Regions from separate parts of the Mus musculus genome. Here regions 2 and 3 are each linked to region 1. The links are chromatin loops, found by intact Hi-C in ENCODE. Cell type or tissue: heart. All regions are shown on one strand. Each heading gives the region's core, and the rest is flanking DNA. Links, peaks and the distances in the headings are about the cores only.

Region 1 (7,955 bases), core at 1,802-6,801:
GTTTAGAGTGGTGGCTGGAGGCTGGCCTTCATCCTCAGCCTAGAGTCAAGCTCTCCTGCTGAATGAACCTTGTTCTTCTATGTTAGATGGACATGAGCTGTCTCCCTATCACAGCAACAGGTGAGGGAGGCCTCAGTGGGATGGTACCTTTAAGTTGTAAGCATGATAATAGAAGTAAGCGCTAAACAAATGCTAGGGCTTAGTTTGGGAATTTATTCATTCCACAAGCATATCTTAGCACCTCCCTTGTGTCAAGCTTCGTGAGTGACGTTGAGAGAAAGCAGCTCCGAAGGTTAGAGTGACACTTAGTAACACTGGTGTCAGAGCCTCCTTCCTCACTTCTTCCTTACTGTCCTCACCAGAGTCTAGCAATCCCTTCCCAGAATACCTTTCGGCCAAACCCTTTTCTCCTTTTCCTCTGCCATTGTCCAGGCCTGGACATGGTTATAGGTTCTGGAAGATTGACCTCAACGGCCATCCAGCCCAGAGCCATCCATTCAGGCCACACTCCTTCGTAAGCCACAGTGAAGCTTGAGGGTGAATCCATGCACTATCTCCAGGCTCCTCAGCCTGACACTAGGAGACCTTCCCCAGTTTCCCCCTTGTCTTCCTAGAATTTTTTTGTCTCCTGCTTCTTTCCCACCTCTCCACAGCCCACCTACATCCATGACCTAGCCCAGCTAAACCATTGCTGCATCCCACAGGAATGATCACTTCCTGCTGTGGTACCTCCAAGCTTGTTCCACTTCAGGGCCTCTCTGTGAGGCCTGGTAGGTGACCATAGTCCCTCCCAATGGCAGCAGCCCACTGAGATTCTGCCGTGATCTTCTCCCCTCCACAGACAGCATCAGCCACCCCAGAGGCTGTGCAATTCAGATAATGTTTTAGCAATGCTGTTAAATCCTCACAACAATGCAAGATTGAATCATGTACCCAAGATCAAACAAGTAAGAGGAGCATGCAGGCACATACACTCACACACACACACACATGCTCACACACATATGCTCACATACTCGCACACTCGAGAGCGCTCACATGCATACACACACACAGAACCACCTATGGCCTCATTTCCACTCCCTGCCACAGGCCTGGACCCACATGAAAGCTGACCCACCATGGAGGCTGCCTCTCAGGCTTGAAAAATGACAGCCCTTCCCAGCTTGTGGTTACAAGCTCAGGCTCTGGCATCAGACAGATCTGGATTTGAATTCCGGCTCTGCAGCTGTTACAGCCCTAGGCATCCTCACCTGTGCTGAGGGATAATGTCACCTAATGGTAGGGTGCTCTCCGGGATTAGAGAAGACTGTAAGCAAGATCCTAGCCACCAGAGCCTGGCATGTAACTGATGCTCTCTAAATGCTACCTACTGCTCGTGGTCACCTCTGAGTCCCAGTGAAGGGAATCGAAAAGACCCCTCCCAAGCTCTCCTCTAACTCAGCCCAGCTGATGCTTGACAGAGAGCTAAGTGAGCCTGTGACTCAGAGGCAAGCCTAGCACACCAGGCTAAGAAAAGGAGTCCCTCCGGTCCTTGTGAAGAACAAATGCTCACCCTCAAGCACGTGCACAACAGTTTGCAAACTGCCATCTGGGATCTTAAGAGTTAGATGCTGAAGGAGGTGCAATGGCAGCCCATGCTTTAGGCTCCTCAGGAAGGAGGTCAAAGGTCATAAAACAGAACACATGCTGAAAAAAATCTCCCACCTCACCAGTTGCCTCACCAGGGATCGCTGAACTCTAGGAGCTGGGGTTTACCTTGCGTTCCTTCTGTCTCCGGGTACCTCGGCTCACAGTGCCAATTCTGACTGCTTCAAAGGGGATGGGGGGCAAGCCATATGGAAATCAGTGTGGCCCAGACCGTTTATGGCAAATAAATTTGAGTTTTCACTTAGCATAGCAGTCATTCTTTACAACAGGAGTAGCCTCTCTGGAGAGGCTTAGCCCAGTAGAGCACAGCTATGGGATGGACGGGGAGCAGAGCAGGGCTAGAGGACTGTGCACAGGAGCCAGGACTTGGAATGTGCAGAGACCTGCAAAGGAGATGGGGGACTGGGATTCCAATGTACGCTTCGTTTATTCTAAGAAGAAAAAAAAAAAAGGAGAGCCAAATACAGTATGGCACAAGGGGGTGAGGTTCAACATATGGAACATCTGGTCTGGCCCACCTCCCAGCCAATCAGAACCTTTGCCTGGCCACTGAGCGGAGCCCAGAGGTCCCTGAGGCACAGGGCCTGCTGATGGGAAACTATTTGTCTAGCAGCTGGATCCAGGGAAGATAATGGAGAGGGGTGGAAGAAGAGTGGCAACAGTAGCCAGGACAGAGGATCGGAGGCACCAGGGACCTCTGATACTGAACACGTTATTTATCCACCCGCATGGAAAGGTTTCATGACTTTAGCCTCAGCTCGTGGCTGTGCTAGCTTCTGAACTCTCTCCCATTCCAGGCTCCACTGGCCTGGCCAGAAAGGAACTCCTGGTTCCAGGAACCTAAGTAGGACTCATCCAAGAAGTTCTGTCCTGATCTGGACTTGTCAACAAGTCCCATTTGCGAGAAGAGACCAGAAACCTTCAATGCAATTTAACAGACATGTTATACTGCGTGCCCTGAAGATACTGTATTTGGCTGGTGACACAGAAATTTAGAGAAAAACAAGACATAGCACCAGCCTGTGTAGAAGCCACCTTCAGCAGAAGTGGCAGGCTACTCTATCATCTAGTGGCACCAGGGCAAGGCAATCTCTCAGGGAGAACTGGGTGCAGAAGACAGAAGACCTATGCCTATAAGTATGGGTAGACAATGGGGAGCTCTCATAGAAGAAGGCAGTTTGAATCAGCTTTCATGCATGGCACTTGGCTAGAGAAGGAGGGGTGAAGGCAGAGGAAGTGGCTGGAGCCAACAGGGGAAAGGGGCTTCTGGTTTGGAAAACTTGCCCCCCCACACACACACACACACCTTCCCTATGATTATCTTGTTTCCTCTCAGGCACTAATTTCACTCTTCGTGAACTGGGACTGGGAGAGATGACGCCCCCTCATGGGACTCTCTACAGGACAGACATCGGCCTCCCACACTGTGGCTATTCCATGGGGGCCAGCTCTGATGCAGACCTGGAAGCAGACACTGTGCTATCCCCTGAACACCCAGTGCGCCTGTGGGGCCGGAGCACACGGTCAGGGCGCAGTTCCTGCCTGTCCAGCCGGGCCAACTCCAACCTCACACTCACGGACACGGAGCATGAGAACACAGAAACCGGTGAGTGGCTCACCTGGCCCGTTGGTTACACGGGGTTACCAGGGCATGGTTTTAATTATAATATTGATTTCCTGCTCCATCACTAGAGCCCTGGTGAAGCTGATGAAAAATTGCTTTGCTCTCAGTGGGCAAAAGTCAGAGCCTTTTGCAGTGTCACATGAAATACCCACCCATCAGTGACATGTCAGAGAGGGGTCACTGCACTTTTAGTCCAGACTGGGGCAGGGCTAAAGGGCTGGGTTATTACTTACAAGGTAAGGGAACAGAGGGCTGCAGATGTTGCTAGCCGCCCCCCTATAGAGCTGTTTCCTGTGGAGTCCAGAGGGACCCGATCTGCTCTGAGTCTCTCTAGTGTCCAGTTGCTCAGCAGTCCTATGCAATCTCCTGTCCTATTCCATGCCTTCGGTTGCTCAGGAGGATTATGGACCAAGATTTTCAAATGGGAGCAACTTGGCATTTGGGGTGTAGGGGAGATAGAGGTCAAGGGCTCCAAAGTTCCAGTTAGGAGGAAGAAGCTTACATGACTGTACGTGTGAGGTGTCCAGGAACCGAAAGTCTTGGGGTCAGGAAATGTGTGGCATAGAAACGTGCTGCATAAACACCACCTGGTTTGCCCTGCCAGGTCAGCCCTGTGGAGGGGTCCACTGTGGACCAATGCTGGGGCCTTGGAGAGACTGGCAGAGCCTAAAACAGTCCCACCTGGGGAGATCTGCTTCTGAGAAGCTCGGCCGAGAATGTGTGTTCATTACTGTAACTGGCAGGGCAACACTGGAGATTGTTTTTAACTCAGAATGAGGAAAGCCAGCCAGGTGCCAGTGCCCCCTACTGGCTGCCAGCTCTAAATGCAAGAACCTGGATTTCCAGCCAGCATCTGGGTCAGGATGAGAGTTTAGCCCCCTTTAACAAGACAGCTCCAGCTGAGCTGCGAAGATCAAAGCCCAGATTAGAGACCAGACAGCTGACCAGGGTAGTCAGAACCTGGTAGAGGATTTCATCCCCTTAAAGAGCCAGCTGCGGCAGGATTCCAGGTGTCAGTTCTACTCTCTGGACCCTCCGAGTTCTTTGTAGGAGTTAAGGAGCGGCCAGGCCTAAGAACTAACTTGACAGAGTCACCCACTCCCTAATTCCAGGGAGGGTCCTGTGCCCTCAGCCCCTGTGGATCTTCCCTTCCACAGTTAATAACTTGTACACTTTCATCTGCCACCAAGGCCCAGGCTGAGCTAACAGCCCTGACTCTCCCTAACCCACTGTACACAGAAGCACAGCACAAGTTTAAACACTAGGGTCGCTCAGAGAAAATGAGGTCTGGTTGGAGGAACAGAAGTATCTACTCCACCACTGGCCTTGGGTATGGCATTGGCTATGTTGGTTTCTGGCCCTCACTCTCCCCACTTGGCGTTTAAAGGAAGGCCTCACCCCTCATTTTCTGAGCTCGTGGATTAGAAAAGGGAAAAGTCTTTTTTTTTTTTTTAATTAGGAAAGGGAAAGCGGTTTTTGCGACATTGCAGTGAGGAAACACGAAACACGCATCAACCAGTTTTTCTTGTGCAGGACTTCTCAGAGCCTTTAAAACATTAACAGGCATGCTGATGGATAAATCACCAGTATTTGTAGCACGCTTTGTAGTCTTTAACCACAGAACCCTTTATTCTCAGCTCATCAGGGAGGGGGCAGTGTTCTGATAGCTGCCTTCTGTAGCTTCAAGCCTTGTAGACCTGGGATTCTGGCCATCTAATATTGCTGTGCTGAGGACTGAGGTACAAGGGAGAGTACGAGGGATGGAGAGAGTTAATCACGGTTCCTGATTATCAATGCCCAAGCACGGCTGAGCACTCCAGCCACAGGAGCTCATTTACTGCCTCTTCAACTCTTTGAAGTCGATTTTATTACAACCATTGCACAGAAACAGGGAACACTGGCCACAAAAGCCAAGAAATCTGCCTGGCTCACATGCAGGATGGAGTTAGAACTCTGGCCCTTTTACCAATCTAAAATCTTAACTCTGTTAGCTTTAGTTACTGTGTTGAATTTTCTGTGTAGCAAAATACTAGGATTGCCTGTTCTTTTGAGGGCTTCTTGCTATGGTGCTAAAAGGATCACTTTCTATAAAGTCATGACAGAGCAAGACACGTATCGCCCACGTTACTGTATATCCCTGAGAGCTGAATTACAGCTGAATTAAGCCTCTGTTGGGGGGATAATGACATATGCCATGAGAATGCAGATAGTGGGGCCAGGAGGTTGGTTGCTGGTTCCCTGGCATGCCCCACCCCCTCTTTCCATCTCCACTCAGACTTTAACACTCCACTTAGAGCTCTAAGGCAGCTATACTCAGAGGAACCAGTCAGGCAAAGGAGTGGAAGGAGAGTTCAACAAAGGACCTCTAATTTCTGCATCTCTTTCAGGCTTGGACTCCCAAAGCAGACACCCTACAGGTTTCCATACTCTCTCGAGCCCTGACTCCATTGGGAAGTTTCCATTAATGGCTGTCTTACACTCCAGCCTGAATAAGGATGGCGATCATCAGAATGGCTTGCTATTATTCATTGATTGGGTTCATAGAATTGTTGCTTGGCCGAGGAAATTGAGGATCAGAGAAATGAAGGGCACAGTCCTGTGTGCCTGGCTGAATAGAGGGTAGGCCCTATCCAGAGAGTCTGTTCTCTCCAGGATCTTCTTCCTTCTCTCTTGCCTTCCCATCTGACCTCCCACCATCCCATCCTCTGCCACTCAACCATCCAGCCCTCTAGACCTGGTTCTGTCCATTTTCTCTGAGGAGTGCTTGGATCTCATCAGAGGAGGGATTGGATATACTGAATGTGTTAGCTAGTCATCCCATCACAGTGAGGCCACTGCTCAGGAACAAGGGAAATCAGTGCTTGCCAAGGGCCCCAGTACACACATGAGATAGCCTCTAATTCCCATAACACCGCAATGGCATTCCCATCCTCCAGACGGGAAAACAAACACTCCACAAACAAAAGTCAACTAGCACGACAGCAACTCTCAGCGTGTTGGCAAAGCTTTGATGGGAACGTGGACCTCTCTTGTTTGCTTCCATCTGAGTCACAGGGACTTTGGGATCTCTCCTTTGAGAACAGCAGCAATGTGAATCCTAGTTCTTAAGGGGGAACCGCCTGATGAATGTAAAGGGCTGAACCATAAACCCCTGTGACCTTCAGCCACAGAAACGTGCACTCCCCTTTCCCGGGTGGCCTTGCATTAGTCAGTAGTAATGGTCAACAGTATTGACAGCAGTGGGAGCTTTCTCTGAGGACACAGGGCTGCTGTGTGTAACTGTCATCAGTAATAACTTTTATAGGGACCATTAAAGCCAGTTTCTGTCCCTGAAAGTTAATGTCAGCCACTTTTATGTCAGTGTTTAATTGAAATAAATACAAAATTGACTGGCAGTATAAGCCCTCCTCCTCAGGACTGTCAGGCAGAGCTAGCCTGCAGGCCCCTCCTCCTAGAAGGCGAAGTCACCAACCTGGGGGGCAGTGAGGATTATCCAGCATGGCAGACACCCAGTAGGCATCCAATAAATGTTTTCCAAAGACAGAGGATGTGATCAGGGCTCCATCCCCAACACTGGGGCAGGATGGCAAAAATCTCTCTTGTGGATTCATGTGTCATTTGTTTTGTGATTGCTGAGTGTCCCTGGCATGGCAGGCATTATTCTAAAATGTAGTAAGCAGAGCAGCAGTGGGAGAAGTGGGAAGTCAGCCACCTGTACGTATAGCAGAGGCATCCCAGACTGGAAAAATCACTGACTTCAGAGGCCTGCCCCACCCCAACCCCACAGGAGATCTGGACCAAGTCCCAGCTGTTAAGCCTTGGACAACTTGGTTCACCTTTCTGAGACACAGAACCTGTGCTTTAAAAGCAACACACTAATAGTTATTAGAGATGGGTGAGGGGAGCGTAAGGCATGTGATGGTTTGTATGTGCTTGGCCCAGGGAATGGCACTATTAGAAGGTATGGCCTTGTTGGGGTAGGTGTATTACTGTGGGTGTGGACTTAAGACCCTCATCCTAGCTGCCTAGAAGTTAGTCTTCCACTAGCAACCTTCAGATGAAGATGTAGAACTCTCAGCTCTGCCTGCACCATGTCTGCCTAGATGCTGCCATGCTCTCACCTTGATGATAATGGACTGTACCTTTGAACCTGTGAGCCAGCCCCAGTTAAATGTTATCCGTTATATGACTTGTCTTGGTCATGGTGTCTGCTCACAGCAGTAAAACCCTAACTAAAACAAGGGATGATTGTTACTGGCTACAGAGCTCCAGTTGGGAGAATGAGGAGGTTCTGGAGATAAACAGAAATGATGGTCATTACAGTATTGCAAACATACTAACACTGCCGAGCAATGCTCTATAATAGGGCTCATCATTCAGTAATGTTAATCATCATAGTTCAAAACTATAAAATCTGAGGTCTGGGGTGATGGCTCAGTCAGTGAAGTGCTTGCCACATAAGCACAAAAACTTGACTCCATCCTTAGAACCAACATTTGAAAAAAAATGAACAGCCAGGGGCAGTGGCAAGCTTGTGATACCAGTGCTGGGGTCATGGATCCTTGGGTCTTGCTGGATACCCAGTATAGCCTAATTGGCAAATCCAAGACCAACCCTATCCCAAAAAGAAAAAAAAAATTAGGGAGACAGCGCCTCAGGAACCATACCCACAGTTGCCCTC
Region 2 (7,955 bases), core at 1,715-6,714, 400 kb before region 1:
AGGCTGGGCTATAAATCTTCAAGGCCTGCTCCCAGAGACCTACTTCCTTCAGCAGGTCTCTGTCTCCCAAAGATTATACAACCTTCCAAAACAGTGCTACCAACTGGAGACAAAGTACTCAAACATAGGATGTTGTGGTGGACACTTCAAATTCTAACCACAACAACATATGCAAGGAACTAAAGTGGATGAATGTATTTGTGTGTGTGTGTGTGTCTGTGTGAGTGTGTGCGTGTGTGTGTGTTCCCACATACTCTGTTGATTTTAGGCATCACTCTAGGGCTTTCCAGGAGGAATTCCTGTCATGCTCATGTTGCTCACTAGTATCAATTGCACGAGAACAAAGCCATATCTCCAGAATAGAACCATGAATAGGTGTTTTGATACTTGGTTTTTTTTTCCTGTTAGTATTCTTCCTATAACTGATTCTCACTCCCACATACACTCCAGAGAGAGAGACAGAGACAGAGACAGAGAGAGACAGAGAGACAGAGATAGACAGAGAGACAGAGAGAAAGAGAGAAAGAGAAGAAAGGTCTAATTTATTGGCGTCCCTCTCTCTCCACATAACCCAGCTTTCAGCATGGGCCTACTGAGTACATGCTAACCTGGAGCTACAGAGACAAAGTACAGATGGCCCCTTGCTTCACATAGCTTACAGTCCAACACTGTATTTAAACGAGAGCCAGAGATTCACAGAGTGCCTCAAATGGAATGTTCCACCCCTGGGCAGAGCTTTCCAAGTTCCGTAATGCAGTAATGCTGAGTGCCTCCTTGCCAGGGTCAGCTCTCACTGCCATAAATCCTACTGAAAGTTACAGCTCTGTCTACTTACTGTGTACTCTGGGGCCCGGCCCCTAAAGAACTGGAGTGCTAGATTAGCAAGAAGAGAAGCTACTGCTTCCCACTGAAGGCTGGGCTTGTTCTAGGAATGTGATGGGTCACAAGTGCACCCATGTGGAAGACATATTTGTCTTGACTGTCACTAAGCTTTCTATTTGTCCCCAGGAAGGGTCTTCTTCACATTAGGACATTGGACTTATGCAATAACAATTTACCCACCCACCCCCTAAAATTCTCCAGCGGCTTTTCTATCTCTTTTTAGTCAAATACCATACCTCTCTCTGTGGTCTAAAAGACGCTGTGATTGAGTCCAGTGTAATGTCCAACCTCATTCAACAGTACCCTTCACTCTTGCTGCAGTCTGACCACCATGGCTGTCTGTTCCTCATGCTCTGAACCTTCAGACCTGCCTTTCCTTCTCCCCGGAATGTCTTTCTTGGACACGGGTCTCTTATCCTTTCTCTTAGAGTAGCCTTCTCGGGTTGTTATCTCAGTGTAATCTTGCCCTTCTTCATAACTTGGACCATAATCTGTAATTGCTCTACCCATTCAGCTCCAGTTGCAGATGTCCCAAATTGCCAACTGCCTTCAGGCAAAGGAGATTTACTCTGGATGGTTTCCCAAGTGAGAAGTCTGATGTGGGTGGGCAGGGCTGCATTCCTTGCAGAGACTCTAGGGGAAGTCCACTTCCTCTGCCCTCCCACAGTCTAGCAAGAGGGTGCTTTCCTCTGACTTGTGGCCTCTCCCTTTTTGGAACTGTCAGTCACAGCTATTTGACCTCTGTCTCCAAGGCCCTACCTTCCTTGTGACTGAGAACCTGCTGCCTCCGTTTTCTAAAGACTCTTTCGATTGCATCGGACTCACCTGAATAATCCAGGTTAATTCTCCATTTCAAAGCCACAACTTAATCACATCTGTAAAGCGTCAGGTAGCTTTCAGAGGTTCCAGGGATAAAGATGAGGAGATCTTTGGTGGGAGCCATTATTTACACTACCACAGCCTTCTTTCTTTTCTATCTTCCATGTCCAAGCTAAGCCTTAGGAGACAAGGATCTTCTTTATCTCGTTCACTGCTGTCTCTCGGGAATGGAACATAAATCCTAGTACATAATAAGTGATCAATAAATGCAGAGAATAAAGGGATTGGTGGCTGAGAGTTTTAGTAAAACTGCAACCAATTCCCACTTCTGAAATAGTGTAAGAATACACAGTATCCTAGTAAAGAGGATTGGGGCTCAGAATATACCCCAAACCTCAAAGCTAACAGTGTAACTATAGTATAAGTCGCACCCTTTCTCTAGTTCTCTGTGATCATATCTATAAAGTTGAATACAGAAAGAAAAAAACTTAGCTCCAATACTGTAAGTATTAAAGATCATAAAGAAGAAAAATGCCGGGAACCTGGGCCTTCCACGGCTATGCTCATTCCTGATGCATAGATTATAGATGAGCAAAGCTGTCTAATGAGAAATTACAACATAAATAACTAATGCAAAGCATGTGTGTGCTTCTGGGCTGCCATGGGCTGAGGGACAGAGTAGGGCACAGACCCAGAGCTTCCTCCACTTGAGGAGCCAGAGAAGGAGCAGTTGTGGATGTTAGGGAGTGCCCTAAATGGCGGCTGCAGGGAAAACCCAGAATGGGAAATGATGAGATTGTTCCAGGAACCACATTCCAATAAATCCCCCCAGCACAGTGGAGGCAGAAAAGGAAGATGCTAAGAGGAGCCATTTGCAATGACCATCTGGCTTGTTAAAATTGATTAAAGGTAAAAAGAGAAATCGAGATCTATGTCGGTGGCATTAAATTACTCTTCAGACAAGCCAGTCCATGAGCTACAGACTCTCCTTGCTGCAATAGCTGAAATATCTGAAGACACGATTTCAATTTATAAAGAAAATTCTTTTTAAAACTCCACTAAGAGCCTGCTTCATTGAGAAATGTTGAGCATTGCTCAACTGCTTTATTAAATCCTTTTTATTTATGTGTTAGGAAGGGCATGGTGACGTGCTGCAAAAATAGAGCAGGCTCTGCGCCATGTCCTTACTGGAGAGTGGAGACAGCACATCCGCATGCATCTTCAACCTTTTTCAATGCTCAAACATTTTATAATGATTTAGGAGAAGAGGAAAGAAACAATAGGCTCTAAGGTAAGACACTGGATCCCCATGCCCAGTCCACTCAGCTCCCTGGCTGTGGGACCTTGCCAAGGAAGGGACGTTTTTGGCCCCAGATTCTTCTTCTCTAAAGTGACAAAAATCATGACCACCTCATTGTATGACCCGAGGGGTGACAAAGGTAGAATTTACTTTTGGTGTTGCAGAAATGTCACACTAGAAGAATTCATGGAGTCCCCGTTCTTCAATGAATGAGAGACCAGAGGATGGTTTAGCACCGTAGATCCCGGTGGGATTGAGCCTTAAAGACATGTGTATGGTAGTCCCTTCTCTGGGCCTCTTTTGTCTTCAAGAAAACAAGAGTTTTTGTCTGGGACTCCCTGCAACAGTTTCTTCAAGCCTGCCAGTCTCCACCCTCCCCATCCCCACCCTCCAAATGCTTCTGAAGCCATATTTGGATTCATTGGTCAGTAAGGATTAGCAGCTTCTGCATAGACAGGGCTGTAGAAATAGCACAAACCATTTTTATTTTCCCTTTAGAGTTTCTGACTTCTGAAAAGACTGTTGATTGTGTTGCTTCACAGCAGTCCCCTCTACACACACACACACACACTCACACACACACTCACACACACACACACTCACACACACACTCACACACACACTCACACACACACACACACTCACACACACACTCACACACACCCATACACACAAAAGCACCACTAACACCGCTGTCTGCTCTTCAGGCAAAATAATATCTAGTTCTTTTGTTGTTTTTGATCTCTAAATGTGTTTCTATACCATGATGGCCTTGGTGTGTGGCCAGGATCTGTTTATGGGATTTTCTGTCCCATTCCATCGTGGGGTCCATGAGGACAGAGGCCAAGAGTCACTGGGTAAAAGCATGAAGGAGGCCACCCTGATGGCTGCATGAGCTTCCACTTTGATTGACCTCCGGCTGGTTCTATCACTCCAAGAGCCCCAGACCTCAAGCAAGGTGTCTGTTTTCTTATCTGTAAAATGCATTAACAAATCCTCTTGGAATCCTCATGGGAAGTAGAGAAAAGTGGATTTGAGAAACCCTGAAACTATTCAGAGGCTCTGAGAAGGAGAGGCAGGAATGAATAAGCCACATGATGAGAAGCTGGGATATCAGGATGTGGCCAGGGTAAATTTGGGCAGGTTAGCACAGTGCTGACAGTAAAGTCTTGGAGTAGGATGGAATAAAGAGTTCTTTTCCACAGTTCTGCCCCTACCCCTCAAACCTCCCCAATACACACACACACACACACACACACACACACACACACACACACACACCAGTGCCATGTAAGCTCCCTTTCCTGGAAAGTATTCTTGTTTGATCCAGACTTGTAGACTTGTAGATTGGAGAGCTTGCTAATTCAAGGTAGAACACAGGTTGTTACTGGTTTTAACAGCACAGCATTAACGGTTGTCCTTGCTCTTCCTACCTGCACTGGACATCAGGAAAGTAACTGTCTTAGCAGCTGGGAAGGATGGAGAAGTCTATGCTCAGGGTAGCATTTACTTTCTTTGATGGAGGACCTCTTCCTCTAGGGCCATAAGGAAGGCTTGGCCATGACCCGCCACAGGGGGGAGCCCAAGAGACTGAGGCTAAGGATAGCAGAAGCTGGAGCAGGACAGAGACCTGCTGAGAACAGGTCATCTGTGTTCTAGGTGAGCGAGGGTAACCCTTGAAAGTCTAGTCTGTACCACTGAGGCCATAGAGGCAAGAGTGGGTAAAGGTGGTGATACACCTTGGAAAGCTGTGCAACCAGGCCTGGAGGATGAACTCAGCTTTCCCAGCTCATCTGCAAGCTATCCTGAGCAGAGCGGGGAGGAAGCAGGGGACTTGATGAAGCCCCTTGAAATAGCAATCTATCCCCATGGACACCCTAAATTCACTCATGAGGGGGAAGCAAGATTGCATTCCACTCAGAGCTGCTTCTTAATACTGATGAGTTGTAAGATGAGCATTAGCACAACATAAAAATTATGATCATGATAACAACAATAATAAAAAGGGTTTAAATTTGTACAGCACGTTATAGTTTGCAAAAATGCTTTCCCATTCATTAGCTTGTATGTGCATCATAATAGCCCCATGAGAAAGACAAGATGATGGCTGCTAGCCATTTTATGGGTGAAGAAAGGACTCAGAGGGCTCAGGGATAAAGTGACTGGTTAACAGCTGGTGGGAGGTGAGATCTTTACCCCAAGCTCGAGGCTCTTTGCCAAGCCTTCAGAGAAAGGCTTGGGCAGCCTTGCTCATTGCTCTGAGGTTATCACCAAAAGACAGAGTGGGAACCATCGGTGAAGGAAGCTCAAACTCAGAGTGACTTCTCCTAAGCCTCCCACTGTGTGATTTGGCTCATTGGATTTGAAACGCATCGCTGGATACCTCTACCACCACTGGTCAGAAATAAGCCAAGTCGGTAGCAGGGGTTCCAGAATTCAAGCTCCTCTGTTAGTAAATATTTGGGGAACCACACTGATAACTCCTTCAAAGACAAGTGTGCAATTCAACGTTCAGGAGCAAAGGAACAGGAAAGTGGAAGACCCCAAAGCTGCAAGACATCCAGAGAGGAACAACAGAGACACAAAAGAGGGATCGAGGAGAATAAGAAATCTGGTTAAGAAAGGGCAAGAAGGGGGAGCTAGAGGGATGGCTCAGAGGTTAAGATTGCTTGTTGCTCTCGCAGAGAACCTGGGTTCATTTCCTGGCATCCTCATGGTGGTTCACACGTATCCTTAACTCCTCTTTCAGGAGATCTGACTCCCTCTTCTGACCTTTGTGGGCACCAGGCACATAGGAACTCATACACATAAATAAATCTTTAAAAGAAAATGTAAAGAAAGGGCAGGAAGGATGACCATTAAAGAGGAGTGAAAAGGAAAAAAGAGGGGGAGAGATTAGTTTGAGAACAAAAGAAATCGGCACAGCCTTGGAGAAAAAGAAAGGGGGGTGGGAAGTTGCCTGGCTTTGAGTAACAAGGAAAGCATGTGTTTTAAAGAGGCGATTAAATATCTTATTCTCTTGTCCCTAAATGTAAATGTTTCTGTCTCCTTGGGAGTTAATCAGGCTTAAAGCAATTCTAAGCCTTAAGGGCTTGGCTTAACCGCAACAAAGAATGTGTCCAGCATGCTGACCTCTGTCGGGCCAGTATGTAAAGGCAGCAGAGAAAAGAGATTAAGGAGCTGCCCTCACACCGGCGGTGCAGCCACTCCTATCAAGGCATCTCCAGCCCCTACCCCCACCTCCACCACCCACTCCCCTGTCCCCAGCGGGCAGAAAGCTGACCCACAAACGCAGCTGTGAGTCAGGAGCCTTTTAAGCACGCTTCCACACCCTCTGCCCCTCTAACAGCTACCAGAGGAGACGGAAGGCTGAGAGAATCCCCATTGGCTGAGAGAGTGGTAGGCGGGGCATAACCCTCAGGGGTGGAGTCTCTGGCAACTGCTTGGCCTTCCGGGCCTGTGGTAGTGAGTATTATAGGAACTTCTCTAATCACAGATCCTGCTGTTTCTTCTGTTTGCTATTTATTGTATTTGTGGTTTTATTAAAATCCTGCTACATAATATATTGTTGTGATTTTTCTAGCTTAAAACAATTTGCAAGTCAGGAAATTGGAAAGAGCAGCGAAATGGCTGGTCTCTGCTTCTCAAAGTTTAGGTCTTCATACCTAAAAAAAACCAAAGTATGAAAACAGCTAGGAACTTCTTCACTCACATATCTGTGCAGCACATATGAACTATTGGCTGGAGTAAGGCACTAGAGGCTCTTTCTGTGGCATAGACTCCCTCATCTAACCATTGGCATCCTACAAACACAGCCAAATTCAAGGAAAAGAAGAACCAACACCCAGATCTTGATAGAGCTGGGGGTGAGGTAGAGGTAGTTTCCAATAGAACATGCCAGGAAGATGAACAGCTTTGAGAATGGCATTCTCCTTAAACCACTACACTTCTATCAGGTACCATTGTCCACCTAGGAATGAGGAGTCTGGTCTTTGAAGGATGAAGTAATGGATCCCCGTTTCATCAACTAACAGTAAGCAAAGGGAGAATTTCACCCCAGTTGCTCAAAGAATCCTGATTCCATATTGCTACAGGCAACTTGAAATGATAAAAAGGACTTCCTCTTGTGGCCCTTGCAGCCACACCGTATGTGGGACACTGTGCTGAACATACTTTGTTCTTTTCTTCACTGACCAAAAAAAAAAAAAAAAAAAAAAAATGCTATTATTTGTTGAGATTACTCTGTGCAAAGACTTGTTTTGTAGCTGGACTTTTCAGAGTCCAGGGTGTGTCTGTTTTATAACGGAGACTGGGGAGGGAAGCAGTCACTTGCTCAACCTCCCCATGTGACAAAGAGTGGCAGCTGGGAACCTGCCTTCTGTTTTCTGACCAGAGAAGATTGTCAGATGGTGCGCCATGCAGAGGCCATTGTTTGTAAACAGACAGTGTTGAGGGGGCCTGGGGCTCCTTTGCAGAGATATAAACTTTTCTAAGGAAGCCTGAGCAAAAACAGGACATAGAAGAAGACTTTTGTCTCACTTGCAGACTTTCCAGAGATAGGTGTGTGTGTGTGTGTGTGTGTGTGTGTGTGTGTGTGTGTGTGTTAAAATTGTGTGCATCTGTGTGCATGTTCCAAAGCCAGTGAAAACGACATTGGGTATCCTGTTCTACCACTCTTTGCTTTATATCTTTGAGGTAGGATCTCTCACTGGAGTTGAAGGAGGCTGTTAGCCAGGGAAGCCCCAGTAATCCTCTTCTCTCTGCTCCCATGAGGACACATGCGTGACCATGCCTTGCTTTTTAGGCGCTGATATCTGAATTCCAGGCCCTCACGCTTGCAAAACAAGCATTCTGGAGAGATGCCCACTGGGTCTATCCCTCCAGACCTGATTCCAAGGTTATATTAGGAGACACCCTTCCCTTCTCTGATCTCCATAATGCATAGGTAAGGAAA
Region 3 (7,955 bases), core at 1,715-6,714, 690 kb before region 1:
CGTTTTTATGCAGTCTGGGATCCAGCCAATGGAATAATGCTACCCATATTTCAAGGTGTGTCTTCAACATTAATTAACCTAATCTAGAATATTTCTCAAAGATACACTTAGGGGTATGTTTCCATGGTGATTGTAAATCTCATCAAGTTGACAGAAAAGATTAGCTATTGAATATATAATATCACTATGGAATCTAAACAAACACCCATGGCACATATGCACATACACATACACACAGAGAGATGTGGAGAAAGGCAGGCAGGCAGGGAGGGAGGGAGAGAAGGAGGGAGGGAGAGAGTTAAAGGTTCAAATGTTCTTGGAGAAGCCTTGGTATTGGGATTTTAAAAGCCCCCTGGGTGATTCTGATGTGCAGCAAAAGTAGAGAATTTGTCAACAAGCATATATAAGCTTCAGCCAGGCTCAATACACTCAATCAACCTCTGCTTCTTGAATCCTCAAAGCCAATCTGAATCTATATTCACTGAGGAAGTTTCCTCCTAAGGAGAATCCATGAGAGAGTTGTCATAGTTACCCTGTATTTATCCTTCCTGCCTTGTTAGCAACCAAACATATTTGCATATATGTTTGGGATTTTCTGTTGCTTTGTTGACATTTTAAAATGCAGACAACTTCTCTGACCAGAACTCACAATGTGATTACAGCAACTCTGGCATCTGTGATGAAGGAGCAGGTGAGAGCAAAGTCATTGCCCTGACAAAATCATCTGTTAGTTAAATTTCTCTTGCTAATTCCTGTTAGTGCTGGGAACAGGGCATCGCAAGGGCTTTTAACAGAAGGAACTAGGCATAAATGTGTCTGATGGGTGATTTTAGAGAAAGAGAAATGAAATTAATAATGGAAAATAAGTCGACCAGTGATGGTGTTCAGTTTAACATGTGTTGGTTTCTACAGAAGCTTTAATAAACCAATGACCAGAAGAGCAGTAGAAGACACAGCCAGTGTTGGTTCATTTCAGAGCCAGCTCTTCCATCAGCTACCTCCATCTAGGTGATTTAAGTGCCACTTCTGCTGGTGAAGGATCCCAGATAAGACTTTAAAAGGCCTGGGACACAATCCCATTGAGTTCTTTCCTGTCAACGATCAGGAAACTTGAGCCAGGACATAGAAATGAGTTTCTCCATGTTATACAGTAAGTTACCTGACAGTGTGTGAAGCTGAACCAGGCTCACTGGAAACCCAGCACACGGGGCTTTCCCAGGTATCACAGCTCACAATAGGGAATCCAGCACTGACATCAACTGCAAGAGAACACCTACCACAGTGGGTTAGAGGAGTATGACAGCTGTGTCTGATGATCAAGGGGAAGTGCATGGGATGAGCATGGATGACCTGGAGTTCCATGAGAGATCTAAAACTCCTGCTTCTGCTCAGCCATCCTGGACCGAGAGCTTCTAGAGCCAAGCTGCCCGACTTTCCATGTCACCTTTGCTACTTGTTAATTATGAAACTCAGCTACTTCACCTTTCTATAATCAGCTTTCTTGTCTTTTATACCAGCGTATGTGAGATTGAATCAATGATCTGTCAAAAGGTCTTAAAACCATCTAGCTTAAAATTGGAGCTGATTTACCTTAGTTATGATTGCTCTGCCTGTAGTGTTTAATGTTTCAGGAGAGTTGCTATTACATCAGGCATGGTGTTTCTTGATCTATTTATTCATGAAATGAAGATCCTCATAGGAAACTCCAGCTTACCTCTGATTAACAGAATCAAAGACTACATACACAGCCAGATCTGAAAAATACAATAGGAGATCACATCCTGGACACAATGTAATTCTAACAAGGCTTGAGCTTTGTAGAGAAAGGGGTTAAATGGATACTGCGTAGGCAAGGCTCCAATGAGGTTGGAACTAAACAGCATCAGTGTGAATTTAGGACAGAGGACGAATTCCTTCTGACTCTTAATCTTGTTAACTATATTTGAGATAAGAATTCCTGCTCTATCTAACACAGAGGTGTTTGTTAACGCGACCCTATAAGCCAGAGAACAGTCTGTCATCTCCAGGGTGATCTGTAAACATCTCGTTATTCAGCCATTTCATATAGTAAGAGCTCAGCCCTTGACCTCCAAACACCTCCACTGATGCTTTAAATGGAGAGTGGTCTAAGAATGACAATGAAAATGGATTTAACTCATTTCACTGGAGGGGTGGGGGTGGGAAAGCATGTGGTCCAGAAAGCCAGATTCCATGCGGACTTTCTCTTCCTACCTGAATTGATCTATCTGGAGAAAAGATTTTACTCTAAGAAGGAGGCAGTCAATCCTGAAGGTAGTGGTGCAGCAGGCAACTGTTTGTCTTCTCGCAAGATTTGTTAGACAGAGGCATACTCCATGTCTCTTCAGAACACAGGAAATGATCTTATAGCCACTGAAAAAAAGTAAGCTGAAGTGTTCATATCTTGGAGGTCATGACTGAAATTGTTAGCAAGCTATTTACATGGTGTGAATATATATGTATATATAACCAATGGCATTATATAGATAGATATAGATGATATAGATATAGGTGTAGATGTAGATGTAGATATAGATATCCATACATATACTCCTTATGCACAGATTTTATACTACATATAAATATATACTGCCTACTATATTCAGGGTCTACTAGGTTATTATGTGTATGCTCACAAGAACTCTGCAGTCAACTTATTTGATGCCATTTTGAAATTTAGCTTTCCATATTTAAGAACACTGCTGCCAAAGGGAAAGTGTTGCTTTCTCTTTTTTTTTTCCAAATTTTTATTAGATATTTTCTTCATTTACATTTCAAATGCTATCCCCAAAAGTCCCCTATACCCTTCCCTGCCCTGCTCCCCTACCCACCCACTCCCACTTCTTGGCCCTGGCATTCCCCTATACTGGAGCATATAAAGTTTGCAAGACCAAGGGGTCTCTCTTCCCAATGATGGCCAACTAGGCCATTTTCTGCTACATATGCAGCTAGAGACACGAGCTCTGGAGGTACTGGTTAGTTCATATTGTTGTTCCACCTATAGGGTTGCAGACCCCTTCAGCTCCTTGGGTACTTTCTCTAGCTTCTCCATTGGGGGCCCTGTGTTCCATCCAATAGATGACTGTGAGCATCCACTTCTGTATTTGCCAGGCACTGGCATAGTTTCACATGAGATAGCTATATCAGGGTCCTTTCAGCAAAATCTTGCTGGCTTATACAATAGTGTCTGCATTTGGTGGCTGATTATGCGATGGATCCCCAGGTGAGGTAGTGTCTGGATGGGCCATCCTTTTGTTTTAGCTCCAAACTGTGTCTCTGTAACTCCTTCCATGGGTATTTTGTTCCCTGTTCTAAGGAGGAATGAAGTATCCACACGTTGGTCTTCCTTCTTCTTGATTTCCTTGTGTTTTGCAAATTGTATCTTGGGTATTCTAAGTTTCTGGGCTAATATCCACTTATCAGTGAGTGCATATCAAGTGACTTCTTTTGTGATTGGGTTACCTCACTCAGGATGATATCCTCCAGATACATCCATTTGCCCAAAAACTTCATAAATTCGTTGTTTTTAATAGTTGAGTAGTACTCCATTGTGTAAATGTGCCACATTTCACAATAGTCACAAAAATATAAAATACCTTGGTGTAACTCTAACTAAGGAAGTGAAAGATCTGTATGACAAGAACTTTAAGTCTCTGAAGAAAGAAATTGAAGAAGATCTCAGAAGATGGAAAGATCTCCCATGCTCATGGATTGGCAGGATTAAGATAGTAAAAATGACTATCCTGCTGAAAGCAATTTACAGATTCAATGCAATCCCCATCAAAATTCTAACTCAATTCTTCAGAGTTAGAAAGGGCAATTTTCAAATTCATCTGGAATAACAAAAAACCTAGGATAGCAAAAACTCTTCTCAAGGATAAAAGAACCTCTGGTGGAATCACCATGCCTGACCTCAAGCTGTACTACAGAGCAATTGTGATAAAAACTGCATGGTACTGGTACAGCAACAGACAGGTAGACTAATGGAATAGAATTGAAGTTCCAGAAATGAACCCACACACCTATGGTCACTTGATCTTTGACAAGGGAGCTAAAACTATCCAGTGGAAAAAAAGACTGCATTTTCAACAAATGGTGCTGGCACAACTGGCAGTTATCATGTAGAAGAATGTTAATTGATCCATTCTTATCTCCCTGTACAAAGCTCAAGTCTAAGTGGATCAAAGACCTCCACATAAAACCAGAAACACTGAAATTTTTAGAGGAGAAAGTGGGGAAAATCCTCGAAGATATGGGCCCAGGGGAAAAATTCCTGAACAGAACAGCAATGGCTTGTGCTGTAAGATCGAGAATCAACAAATGGGACCTCATAAAATTTCAAAGCTTCTGTAAGTGTTGCTTTCTTGAGATGTAATGACTTGCCTGTTACGAGAGGAATTCAAGCCACTCCTAAATATCCACTTGGTGGAGCTGTAGTAGAGGAATTCAAGTTGCAAAGGCTGGCAACAAGGCTGGGGTTAAAGGAGGGAAGAAGAACCTGACCCTGAAGAGAATTTTAAATATTGTAAGTGAATGAAATACTGGCTCTCTTTATCATGTAGATATAAATCTCTTCTTCAGTCTTCTCATTTCTCATGTGGATATAGACATAGATTTATGTCATATTTAATAGAGCATTTATTTTGTACATTTTTACATCTTGTGTTATATTCTATTTTCTGAGTTAATTGGTGAAAATCAAATCTCACCTTCTTGAAGTGAAAGAGACAGTAAAGATTCATTGAATATAATCATCTCACAGATGGTTTGGTCAAGTCTTAAGACAGGAGACATATAACCAAGGTCATTTGTCTAGAGTATGTGAGAGGACTTTTTAGTCCCTCTTTCAAAAGCATGTTCCAAAACAGGGATTCTTTATAAAGGATACTTTCATCACCTACCCTGCTAGCTCTGGGAGTGTGCCCAGATAAATAAATAGATGAAATGAGTACATTCATATAGAGGTAAGAGCAGGAAGAAGGCATTCCAGTCTAAGATTTTAAAAAATTAAGAAAGTTGGATAGTCCTTTTTAACTGTATGCATTTGCCAGACTTCTTACTGTTTTGACAAACACCTGAGAGAAACAACCTACAAAAGGAAAGATATATCTTGGCTTGTGGTTTTAAGGGCTTCGGTCCATGGTTCGTTTGTTTTTTGTTTTTTTGTTTTTTTCTGGGTTTTTTGTTTGTTTGTTATTGTTGTTGTTGTTTTGTTTTGTTTGTTTGTTTTGGCTCCATACCTGGGACCTGTAGTGCAGTAGAGGACTGTGGAAGAGAGGGCCAAGTGGACCAAAGATAGTCATGGCCTTGAAACAGAGATTGACAGGAAGAGGCTAGAATAAAACACACCCTTCTTAAGTGACTGACTTCCTCCCACCATGCACCTGCCCCTTTACCACCTCGCAAATGGCAAATTCATCAGCATTGATCTGCACAAAGCCTGAATTTAATCATCTTTAGAAATAGCGCCCCTGGTGGCTTCCTAGACATCTCTATAGTCAAGTTTAGCCACTGCTATAGGAGCACCTTCTGCTGGTGGGCAGTATCCGCAAAGGACAGCCCTAGAAGGGCTGAGACATTAAAGGCAAAGCTAGTTGCTGTGAAAACTGAAACTTTAGTATCCTCACTCCCTATAGATCTATTTCTCCTTCAAACAGAGTCCACTCAAAGGGAGAGGCTTGAATGCTTTGCTTCATACAGCCCTTGAGCACTAAGGTTAACTCTTAACTGTTTTAACATGAAGCTTCCTGTGTCACCAGAAAGCCATCAACCCAGATGAGAGAAGAAAGAATGGCGTATGAAATATTTGCATAGGCAGGTGATTCCTAGAAGTGAAAGTTATCACTTCCTCCTATAATCGATTGATTCGACCTGAATCCCATGGCCATTGGCACTGCAGGGAAACAGTCTAGCACCGTGCCCAGGACAAAACATGGAAAGTGTGGTCAACGTCATCCAGCCTCCCCCCAAATGACAGTGAGGTCTAAGAAATCACCAAGAGCCACCACACTTCTCTCTGTATGAATCCCTACCTCAAAGTCCTTTTATGCATACACATTTCTCTCTGATAGCACAGTTCAGTGACCCTCTGCTGTTCTAATTGGTTAGTAAATGCATCGTTTCCTTCTTTACCTCGCTCTCTCTACTTTAAAGCTGAAGAATTGCCATTTGGCTATTTTATAGTATTTTTAATTTTCTGCCAAAATTCTCAGTATTGTCTTTTTACTCCTTTGAATTCCGCAGCACAGCTCATTTAAATGCTTCTGTCTTGTGACTCCATTATCTGGATCCCCAGTAGGCCTGTTGCTTCTGTGTATTGATTCTACTGGTTTTCAGTCATGTCTCTTGTCTCCTCTTATGCCTGATTATGATTTTTTTAAATGCTAGTCCTCGTATATAAAACAGTGTGGATTTAATTTACACCCAAGATAACATGTTTTTTTTCCTCCAGAAAATGTGTACATTGGCTGCTGGAAACTTTACTAAGATGCATTCTTACTTGAGATCAATCAATGTGGGATTATGAAATGTCGGAGCTAGAATTCATTTTCTTGGAAGATGAGTCTATTTCTGGTTTTCACTTACTTCAGGGATTTAAAAGAAAAAAAAATGTAACTTCTCAATTGAAATTAAAATGGCTCGTGACAATGACGCCCCTAAGCTTATGAGCCTGAACCCCATTGTTTTGCTCTCTGAGCTTTATAAACCTGTTCAAGTTTTAAGTTAAAATTTCACAGATTTCTTAGGTCACTGATCCAGAACCAGAGGACATTTGTGGAGGGTTTTCTCCAATACAGGGCATTTTCTCACTTTCTTAAGGCGTAGCTTTTGAATTGTGTGCTTATTTGCTTATTTGAATGCTGCTTTCCCAGTTACTTGCGTGCCTGCCCACCCCACTGCCTACCTGTCATCTTATTTGAATATGTCATCTGTTCTACAGCTCACTGTTTCCCTTAGCAATGCACTGTGACCCTTTTATCTGAATCTGTATCTGCATTGGGGTTTGTTCTTCCTGCTTATTTGTTTGTTTTATTCCAGCCTCTCAGCTAGTACAAATATTTGCTCCTTTATTTAGACAGTTCCCTTGCGGACAAATTTATTTAGCTTGATCACAGTTTTTGAGGAAAAAACATTTCGTATACCTATGAGATAAATTCTAGAAGTAGAGTGGTTACTTGTTATCAAGTTATCTTTCAGGAAATGGCCGGTTTACATTTCTACCACTGTGTGAGAATGTTGTTTCCCTGAATCAGCTTGCCTAAGTTCTTTCAGACTCACATGTAATATAACCATCCTTAATTGTACCTCCAGATACCATCCTCTCTCCCTTCTTGTCTAATGACATATGATGAACACATGTATTTATTAATCGCAGAATCGGGACATATCACTTTCCTCCCTAAAACCATTCCCTTCTGCCCCCTTCCAGAGGAAGAATGGTTGCATTTGCAGAAACTAACACTTCCTCCCCTCTCTGTAGCCTGCCATCCCCACCCCTCGTCATATTCATGTTTCCCTAAACATACTCTACGTATGTTCCTCCATCTCTCTGGGATTGCCTGTGACTTCTATGAGAAAAGATAAACTTTCTTATCCAGTTCACATATTAGGCATTCTGTGGAGAAATACCTCCTGTAAGAGAAAAACCTCTTTGCTTGCTTACAGAATTCACCTTCAGTGACTCTACTAGGTTATTCAGCTTTCTAGCACTATAATAAGTGACCAGAGATTATCAATGCAAAGAAGAAACCTATTTCTTTTCACTCGTGGTTTCTGAGACCTCCATTCATAGTCACTTGGCCCATTTCTTTGGTCCTGTGACAGCACAGTGCTTTGTGGGGGTTTGGATATATGACAGAGGAGGCAGCTCATCACATGGCAGTCGAGAAGTTGAGCGGGGGAAGACTTGACTGGGTCTCAACATACCCTGGAAAAGC

What was found. Peaks named below come from ENCODE experiments on the same cell type or tissue, not always from the same donor. Only the 100,000 strongest peaks of a DNase experiment are listed, where the experiment ranks them.
Region 2: it touches region 1 in a loop (2.7-fold over the local background); 5 of 42 quality-filtered maps call a loop at or near these places.
Region 3: a loop joins it to region 1, with 4 times the contacts of the local background. A loop is called at or near these places in 2 of 42 quality-filtered maps.

The regions. Positions count from the first base shown.
Region 1 is chr7:96,550,492-96,558,446 of GRCm38, forward strand. Tenm4 (teneurin transmembrane protein 4) reads left to right here. Exons shown (of 33, transcript NM_001310762.1): 6 at 2,987-3,256. Among named protein-coding and RNA genes, the nearest start is that of Gm15412, 210 kb to the left of the region's middle. In heart, for the core only: a CTCF peak has its summit at 4,078 (motif pointing left); no DNase peak of the experiment used is centred there; H3K27ac peaks cover 966 bases; H3K27me3 peaks cover 2,850 bases.
Region 2 is chr7:96,146,889-96,154,843 of GRCm38, forward strand. No RefSeq gene overlaps it. Among named protein-coding and RNA genes, the nearest start is that of Tenm4, 20 kb to the right of the region's middle. In heart, for the core only: CTCF peaks have their summits at 4,573 (motif pointing right) and 6,135; a DNase peak (open chromatin) is centred at 6,243; H3K4me3 peaks cover 906 bases; H3K27ac peaks cover 863 bases.
Region 3 is chr7:95,859,987-95,867,941 of GRCm38, forward strand. No RefSeq gene overlaps it. Among named protein-coding and RNA genes, the nearest start is that of Gm39049, 89 kb to the left of the region's middle. In heart, for the core only: CTCF peaks have their summits at 4,439 and 5,502 (motif pointing left); no DNase peak of the experiment used is centred there.